Regions from separate parts of the Homo sapiens genome. Here region 1 is linked to region 2. A link is a contact called in ENCODE Hi-C or POLR2A ChIA-PET data. All regions are on one chromosome and are shown on one strand. Each heading gives the region's core, a stretch centred on a gene start or an enhancer-like site at or near the end of the contact. The rest is flanking DNA. Distances are from core to core; before and after follow the strand shown.

What was found. A loop is a pair of places that touch in the nucleus more often than their neighbours do. ChIA-PET counts read pairs that join two places held with the same protein, here RNA polymerase II (POLR2A). Pooled maps may share reads with other maps.
Region 1: a loop to region 2 is called in a map of Calu3, with 6 times the contacts of the local background. The contact joins the enhancer-like site here to the promoter of ELOVL4 in region 2. A Hi-C loop is called at or near these places in 2 of 168 maps with a recorded cell type or tissue (Calu3 and IMR-90), 2 of 37 single-sample maps with no recorded cell type and 12 of 50 pooled maps. POLR2A ChIA-PET finds 5 or more read pairs at or near these places in 1 of 52 experiments (CD4-positive, alpha-beta T cell).

The regions. Positions count from the first base shown.
Region 1 is chr6:80,332,971-80,337,679 of GRCh38, reverse strand. The region is part of intron 9 of BCKDHB (branched chain keto acid dehydrogenase E1 subunit beta); the gene reads right to left. Among named protein-coding and RNA genes, the nearest start is that of BCKDHB, 230 kb to the right of the region's middle. Within about 2 kb of position 2,264, at least 2 of the 41 ENCODE cell types and tissues checked have a DNase peak (open chromatin) inside an H3K27ac peak, as active enhancers do.
Region 2 is chr6:79,945,236-79,949,933 of GRCh38, reverse strand. ELOVL4 (ELOVL fatty acid elongase 4) reads left to right here and starts at 2,381. Exons shown (of 6, transcript NM_022726.4): 1 at 2,381-2,754. The coding sequence starts at 2,655. LOC124901350 reads left to right here and starts at 301. Exons shown (of 2, transcript XM_047419628.1): 1 at 301-366; 2 at 1,923-2,547. The coding sequence starts at 2,119. The coding sequence ends at 2,547. LOC124901351 (a long non-coding RNA gene) reads right to left here and starts at 2,129. Exons shown (of 3, transcript XR_007059656.1): 1 at 2,007-2,129. RefSeq lists a silencer at 2,272-2,321.

The DNA of each region.
Region 1 (4,709 bases), core at 1,015-3,514, 390 kb before region 2:
CACACTTAACTATGAGAATATATTTTATTTGGACAGGACTAAATTATAAATATAATGGATAAATATATATGTAATATAAATTATAAATATAATGAGTATTGAACAGAACATATAGCGATCATGGAGCTATCATTTCTTCTCTAGGAAAAAAACATTAAGAAATAGTTTTAAATGCTGTGTGAATGTGCTTACTTTTAAACCTAAATTGGAACACCATTTAGTCCTTAATTATTAAATTAATAAAACAGCAGATATTCTGCTTCTAAATGCAATTACCTTCTAGAGGTCATAATTAGTAGTATAAGAGTTAAACTCTAAGAATATGAGAAAAACAAAACCAGTATTCTAAAATGATGTATAGTTGATACTTTTGAAGTCCGTGAACTCACAGATTTATATTTGTCCTAGTTATGTAAGGCTAGACATCACTCAGCTTCCAAATATTATCACAGAATATTTACTTTAAATTTGTTTTAAATCTGCCATGAACATTTGCCCATAGTCAAAACATGAGTTTTAGCAAATGAGAAAAAAATGATTCTGGTCTCTTGAATCACACTTTCTCAGCAAATGAGTCACAGAAACCTGTGAAGGCAGTATGCCAACAACTCCAAATTAATTTCATTACTGAATTAAATAAACAGAACTTTACGAATGTAAAATATTATTTTTCATTTAAGCTAATGCTTTAAACAATACATATCATGTTTGAAAAATAAAGTTTAAAAATAGTATGTACCCAATTTTTCAAGAGCATGGATCTATCAAATTAATTATTTGGAAAGCAGAGTCCCTAACCTACCCCCAAACTAATAGGATGCTCCCCCAAATGTTAGAAGTATGCTTATTTTATTTTGTTAACACCATGCACATGAGATGCACAGAACAAACACTCATTGATATAAGGTCTCTCACTTTTAAAACACAGTTGAACCAATGAGTAAGACAGTAAATAATATAATTTCATCCAGATTTGTATAACACTTAAAATATTATTATCAAGCCTATTTCAACAGTGCTTCTATGTAAAATCATAATCTTGACTAAATTAAAATCTGAGATCTCTATTACTTAACTTCACTGAACTATCTTCAATGCCTGCTGACTTAAAAAAAAATCCATCTCTTCCTCCTTAATGCAAATTACTGGCAATCTGGTAAATTTGGTTTTTTTTTGTTTTTTTGGTTTTTTTTGCTAAGATTTCTTTCCGCTAGTTAAAGAATGGAACTGAATCCTAAATTAGGATTTTTATTTAAATTCAGATTCCATTTTTAAAGTGGATGCTTATTTTTTGAAGTTAGAACGAAATGTTATTTCTGATCTAAATGGGTTTCCCTGGATACAATCTAGCTGCCTAAAACAAAGTTGGAGAATGGTATTAACAAATTCTTAGAAATAATTAGTAGTTCAAATTCAACAGCTGTGTCAGAATAAAATCATACATTAATATAAAATTGTCAGAACCTCAATATATTACCTATAGAAACTGAAATAAATTTTAAAATCAAAATTTAACATTAAATCAATAATTTATGTATTAATTTAGAGATTATAACAATTTTAAGAATATGAATTACTATTTTCTCAAAACTATAGCTTTATAAATTTTGCTATTTTAAAATCAGAAATAAGTAACAACAGGGAAGTGACAACTCATTTCTGTAATTTATAATCTTACATAAAGTCACTTTTTAAAAAAGTACACTGTGCTTATTGTTGTCCAGAGACCATACTTAAATATTTTAAAATATTAACTCATTTCAATTTTTATAAAATCTAAATTAGCAATCATAAAGGTAAGAACTAGCACCTCATATAAACCACTTTGTTTTTCCAGGTAAAATCTGTAAAAGCTTGTTTCTGCTTTCAAATTCTCCCCTGCATAGTCTTGAACTATCAAAGTTTCCTCACCATTTTCACCTGCAGAGCACTGTGAGAAACAACGGCAAAAAAAAATTTTCTTCACTAAATCTCTCTGCAAAACATTCTGTTTATTTGCTGTAGTCAGCCTCTAAAGATGTTTGAGGCTTTAAAAGTTCAAAGTCTAAAATTTAAATTCTTTATGAGATACACTATGTGCAAGTTTTGACATTTAAAATGTACTGGGCTACCATGCTTTTGTTAAAACACTTTACATTCAATAAAGAGGAAAAAAGGCAATGCTCTCAAATTTCCACAGACGCTGAAGCTTCTCAAATTTTATAGTTCAAATTCTTCCTATAGAAGAAAGCACTGACGGCAACGTTTGAAAGTGGAATTTCCTTAGAATGTGGAAGCATAATGATAAACATAAGCGACTTGCAGCACTGGGTCATCTCATGAACAAATCGCTCTCTGTAAGGTAGGATTTCTGATTTGCTTGGCACCAAGAAATGTAAAATACTCCTGAAAAGTGGCTTTTGATGATCATACAAAGCATTCAATTTTTCTTCTTTTTTTTTTTTTTTTCCCACAAAATTCTTCATCTAGCAGTCTTAACACCACCAAATGGTGTTCTGAAGACAGAAATCAATCCTGGCTAAAGCAACCAGACAATTCTTTTGTCTCACGAAACAGAAAACATATTCTTTTAGAATTTGAAAGATTAGAGCTACATTAAGATTTCTCCTAAAACTTGTTACTGTCCCAATTTTGCAACCTGTTTTTAAGTTTGAAGACTAATTACAAAACGAAACTACCAGAATAGAGTGATTTCTCCCTCTCTGGCACCATCTTTCTAAAAAGTATGAGAAGCCAGACAGTTTTTGAAAGGATTAAATTAGACAAAATAAAAAGTATATATATATACATATAAAAAATGATGACTGAAATATTTGCTATTTTACAAATTGTAATCTTTTGATAAAACAGTTTTATTTTACTGCTTTTTCCCTTCTCTTTAAATATGCTAAATTTCTTTTAGTGTATGTTTAAAAGAATGCAAAGGACTTGCTAAACATAAAAAAGACAAGAAAAGGGGGAGGGGGGAATCTATTTTTATCTACACAATGCCAAAAGAGATGTACCAATGTTTTTACTAAAATTAAACTTTTTTTTTTTTTTAACAGTTAATCTTGGGTGCCATAGCAACACAGCCTTTAAAGCTTGGTTTTGCTCAGTGAATAAATCAGACCAAGTCATTTTTCAGCAGTTTAATTCCAGTCACCAGATCACTGCAATTTTACTAATAAAGCACAGCAGAAATAAATGTTCTATACTATCATCATTAGGGAAATGTAATCAGAAATTTGTTAATTGAACCCCATTAGTAAATTTATCTTTGTACTCTCAAAGTTTAATAATTGAACAAATTAACAAAGCAAACAAGTTTCTGGCAGGAATATCTGACCTAAGTAAGAAAAAATTGCTTGAAATTGCCCTATTATTTATATGCAGATGATTTTTGCTAGCATGATGAGTTCAAACTATTCATTAAAACACATCTAGCAATTGTAATTATTGTTTGTATCCAATGGAAATAAAATTCAGAATTCAAAATATACTTTTCTACTATATTTACCCTATGGTTCAACTTTAAATTTGGTTAGTATTTTATACAAAGAAGTCTTTCAGATTGAATGTCTTAATTTGCATGCACACATTTTCACATTCAAATTTCAAGAACTGGGAGACATTTCAGAATTAGGGGAAAAATACACATGCCTCCTTTTTTACTCCCATAATTGGGTAAATGGTATGCTGATAAGATGAGCCCAGTTTTATACCTATTTTCACAAAGTACATATTACATGCTCAGTATAGACAAATTTCTAATAAATCTGATAAAACCATTGATCCATTAATGAAGAGGTAGTTAGTGACTGGAATCTGGTTCTGGATACTTTCATAGTTAAGTATAAAATATAAAATTAAAAATGCCCAGAGATACTATTTATTAATAAACTTAGGTAAACTAAATGTATATAGTTCATATAAAAAGCTATTAGTCACATATTTTGTTTAGATGAACCAGGGCATTTACTTAATAATTTTTATCTACTTACTTGGGGCTAAACTACATAAATTCAATCATGTCCCTCAATTAGGAATTACAGGCTACTAGAGATACAGGAGTTTGTGTATTTGTCATACACCAAAGATAATGACTTATATAAGCACCCATGGACACGCAAACAATTCCGTGCATAATTGGCACATCCCATCCTGGCGGAAATCCAGAGAAACAACATGGAGGCATATAGAAAAAAAATGTATTTGCCCATATGCCTGTTTTAAAAAAGGAATATGTGCATGTGTACAAAGAACAAAAAAACCCAGCTATTTAGTTACCCAGACTAAATAGTAACCACACAGATATTATTTAATCATAAATAAAAATAGCTGTTTATATAGTCTCCTTTAATCCTTTCAACAACTTTATGTAGTAGTAAAGACAAGAAACTGAAGCTGGGAGAGGTTAAGTGAGGTGACCACTATCACACAGGTGTACAACATTTGCTGGTATATGCACCAAGGCTCCTGGTTAATTTTAGGTGCACTGCATAAGACTTCAGGTTTAAGTTTTCGTAAAAGTCTTGCTTGGATACAAGGGGAATTCTGTACTTAGTGCTATTATTGTACCTATGAAAAAGAGACTAGTAGAATTATCTGCATGTTTATGTCAAGTCCAATAAGGATTTTAAAAACATTTATAAAAAGCTTAGCCGTTTAATTCCTTTTTGGGGGAGCTAGGGGGTCGGTCATTGGGGAATACAGGATCTCTTTAATCA
Region 2 (4,698 bases), core at 1,132-3,631:
TGAGGCAGGAGGATGAGGCAGGAGGATAGCTCGAGCCCAGGAATTCGATGTTGCACTAACCTATGATTACACCACTGCAATCCAGCCTAGCTGATAGAGTGAGACCCTGTTTCTAAAAAGAAAAAAATATTGCTATTTTATACAAAAAAATTTATGATAAAATGTCCTCTCCTTTAGGTTTTGTAGGTAACTGTATCCTATTTGCATTTGATCCACATGAAAGAACTCTGTTCTCAAAGTTTGCAGATGCTGTTGTTGCTTGTATTTGCTTTTACTCTGTTATGATGCTACCAAGATTTTGGTTAGATGGCTGTTATTCTAGGTGGCAGACATGCGGGTTTCCCTCCCTTTGCACAACTAAACAAGGTAGGCTTTGGTTCTGGGCAGTCACTGGTATTTACAAACCACTTATTCATGCCAGGTAATAGGGTTCCAGATTGGGTAAGTTTTATGTTCTGGTTCTTGGTATATGTTTAGACAGCTTATAAATGTAAATAAACATTCTACTCTTACAGGTGGAGTGTGGACACGGTGATATCCGTGTGACCGCCATTCCCAGCTGAAGGTTATCTCATCTATGATTTTCTTATACGTGACTGGCACCCCCTAGTGAATAGGGACTTAAGTTGACCTCCACGGTAGAAGAAATACCAGGGAAATACCTGAAGCTGTTTTAACAATTTCTCCTTGTATTAAGTATTATGCTGCAGTTTTGCGTGTGTGAATGGAAGTATGGGTAGAGATCTGTTCTCCCTAAAAACTCCAGGATTCCACAATATAGAAATAGTAATCAAATTTTTAGGTGAAGCTCGAACTAATCCGAACTTTGTTAGATCATCACTGTAAATGAATGGGTATTTATCCACTCCCTAAATGAAGAGACTTGACTGGATTTCTTTTTTTTATATAGCTACTAGAATCTGTTACACATAATTTAGGATTGAGACTTGAGAAATTGTCATTCCAATCCAGAAAACTTTAGATTTGCAAATATATTTGACAAATTAATAAATTAACATTTTATTTGGTTAATTTCAAGAATAGGGCATTTAAAGAAGTCTGTGTTTGCTTTAGTTCGGCAATAAAGTTCCTGCCACTCACAATAATCCTTATTATTCTCTGAAAGACATGTTATATTTTTGTCATCATAAATATTTATTAATTACTGTTTATAGCACTGGGTTAGGTACTCATCAAGCAACCAAAAATAATTCTTACCATCTAGGATGCTTCCAATATAAAATATAGACAATATATAACCAGGTCAATTGGGAAATAGATCATTTCAGTATGATAAAAGATAGTATTCACATTAACAGTGTGAAAGGGCAGGAACAATAAGACACTTGACTCACTGGTCTTTAAAATGTAGCATCCAAAATGAGCAAGTGGAGAAAAGGTTAAACAAGTAGGTGACACATTTAAAAAACAAGTAGATGAAAGGACTATTCTCAAAAATCTTGTTTTATGTGAGAAACCATCAAATTATGAATTCCAAGTACTGTATTTTTTTTACTTTTCAAGGGTAGGCTCTCCTATACCTTATCTAAACAATTTTTCAAAATAGCCACAATTACTTTGTTTTCCTCTCTACACTAAATTGCCCTTTGCCTCTTGAGCGATTATCTTTTTCAGATTCACCTCAACTTCTTCAGGTTCAAGCGGACTTCACCTGTAAGCCCCTCTCGGTTCTCCCTCTTCTCTGAACTACTAATGGCCTAATTTAGCACAATTATATTGCTTTGTTCATTCCATGTATAGTAAAAGAGTCTACAAAACACATGCAAGCATTCATGCAATTATATGTTGATTTGTTCATGGGTCGACCCCAAAGTCTATTCTCCATCGCTGAAGCATGGAAGACAAATACCCTTCACTTCTTCAGAGGCATAACACATGCACTTCTCTTGTCATGGTGACAGGCATGTGCTGGTGGAGGTCAAAGAAACAGGAACACAAGTGAAATCGAGGTGAGTGTCAGGTAAGGACCAAAGCACCACGCCTACCTCATCTTTGCCCACAGAACACCCATTCTTCCCGTGTCCTGTTTCCCAGGACGTATCCGGGGCGGATAAGAAATCACCCGTGGGGAGGCGGTGAACTCCTCCGCAGGGGCCGATGCCCGGGACAGGGGCGGGGAAGGCTAATGAGGCGACTTGTGCGGGGAGGGGCCAAGGAGGAGCCCAGGTGTCCCGCTCCCGCTCGACGGCGCGCGCCTGCGCGAGCCCAGTTGGCGTCGCACCCTTGAGCGCAGCATCCCTACGCCAGCGAGTCCCAATACTAGGGAGGGAGGGAGGGAGGAGGGGCGGCCGGCCCCCCGCCCCCGCGCGCGGCCACGTGACGCCGGCTGAGGAGATTGGAGGGGCGGCTGCGCGAGGCTGCAGACTGGTGCAGCGCACTGTGCTGGCGGCTGGGCCTCCTCCACCTCCTCGTCTTTCTCCCGGGAACCTTGACGACGCCTTCCGCTTGGCCCTGCCTTCTGCCGCATCCCCGCCGCCGCGGCGCCTTGAGGAGCAGGAGAAGACGCAGCCGGGCCGCCGCCGTTAGAGGGGTTCCCGGCCGCCGCTCGCCCCGTCGGCCGCCACCGCCTCCGGGGTCAGCCCTCTCTCTGGGTCTCCGCTTTCTCCTGCCGCCAGCGCCCGCTCATCGCCGCGATGGGGCTCCTGGACTCGGAGCCGGGTAGTGTCCTAAACGTAGTGTCCACGGCACTCAACGACACGGTAGAGTTCTACCGCTGGACCTGGTCCATCGCAGGTAAAGCCGCTGACTTCCCCATCCTCGCTCGGTCCCCCGCGGGGGGTCACCGGCCCCTGGTCTCGCAGCTCCCGGGCCCGGCCCCACAGGCCCCCGCGCCCTGCGGCTTTCGGATGCTGCGGATCAGCGGAGGGGCCGGCGCGGGCACTGCGGTTGAGCACTGGTTAATCTGATCCGAATGTTAAGGCCTCCCCTCCCCCGACACTCGCAGGGTTTTCTTCTGAGCTCCCTCCATCTCTCATCAGCTCTCGGATGCGGGAGCTGACATATCAGATGGAGCCTGTGCAGCCAGGAGCTCCTCGCAGGAGCCGCCCCACCCTGTGCTCCCACATCTCCCGAGCTCGCCTCCCTCTTCCCCGTGCACAGGATTCCTTTTAACATTTAGTCCTATTTTGTATGGAGAGCGGGCTGGGGAGGAAGGAGGGCTTCAGGGGCAGCTGAAGGTACAGGAGGTTTCTTCAGCCTCCTGGTCGCTTTGACAGAACCCTGCTAATCTTTTCTTCTATCTAGCTCCTTCATCTATAGTATAATTCGGACTGAAAAGTAAAATAATATTGTTTGGCTCCTTGAACCTTGAAGAATGTTAGTTTCCGAGGCATTTTCAACAGCAAATATGTTTGAAGTGATTGTCTATAATGGCTTTGCGCACTGCAGTGCAGTCAGGGGGAGGGGGAGGCCAAAACACCGGGGAAGAAATCAGTCTTTAGGAAGGGGGTCTCTACAGCAACACCTAGAGGTTGTCCCAGATGCCTACATATATACAGTTCTTAAATCAGCAAACTTTTCTTTAGCTGTTGCAGTTAATTTGGCAGGGCTGTCAATTGTTTGATTTATGCAGCTTTCCTAGCGTCCAACTGTGATATTATATTTTTACATTGTACTGTTTATTTCTTCATTTGCTTCGCTGCTTTTGATTTTAAAGCATTTAAAAGTCTTTGAAATCTAAAATAAGGTTTAAAGGATTTCAGAAATGATTTTACGAGGTCAATTTTTCTGGTCCTTTTGCAGTATCACACTGCATCCTATCAGTGAAGGATATTAACGTTCCATCTTATGACTCTGCCTTCCCTACTTCGAAATGAAAATGTACTCCTGTAGTTTTTGTGTTCATTGTTGTTAGAGGAAATTAGACAGTGGTTACAGCATGAATGTAGTCCGATACATAGGGCTTATGTTTTGGGAAAAACGTATGCTGGAATTATTTTTGTGAGAGACAAAATGATTATTTGGCATTAATACTGCATTCACTTCTTTAGAAAAGTATGTTCTTTTTCAGAAGATCTCAACTTTGACACTGGGAAATAAGCTATTTAATAAGCCATTACAGCTGAAAATGGTTAAAAGGCAGTTTTCAATGGAGTGTTTCTTCAGTTTTTTTTTTTGTTTCTATGCGCTATTACACTGATGTTACACTGTACCTGCAAAAACTGGGAAAGATGTGCCCTTCCCTTCACGTCTGTGATTTCGGTTCTTTAAACGTTGCATCAGGGCTTCCCATTACACAATTGTATAGAGCTGAACATCAGACAAGTTCTTTAGCAGGTAATTGCACTTCGCACACCTAGGAGTCAGACACTGTTGAGATACTCCAGTCTCCATATAGCCAGAGCCACACCCAGGAGTTCTCGGTCCTGTCATTCCTATCCTATCCCGGAGCTTTCCCATCTCTTGAGTCTCAGAAGGAAAAATTGAGGGCAAAGGTAGAATACACCTTTCTGTGATGGTGAATTCCTTCCTGATGATGTTTGTGTAAAAGAAACCACACACACACAAATGAAACAGGAAATTTTGTGCAGTTGCCGCATGTGAAAGCTTGCTACTAGGCTTCGAAGGGCATATAAAATAATATAATATTGTGGGCCAAGCCTGAGAAGTGAGAGTAGCCTTAGAACACAAGTGACCTCTCACTAGCAGGCCGAAGGAAGGTATTTGCCTATGCTTTGA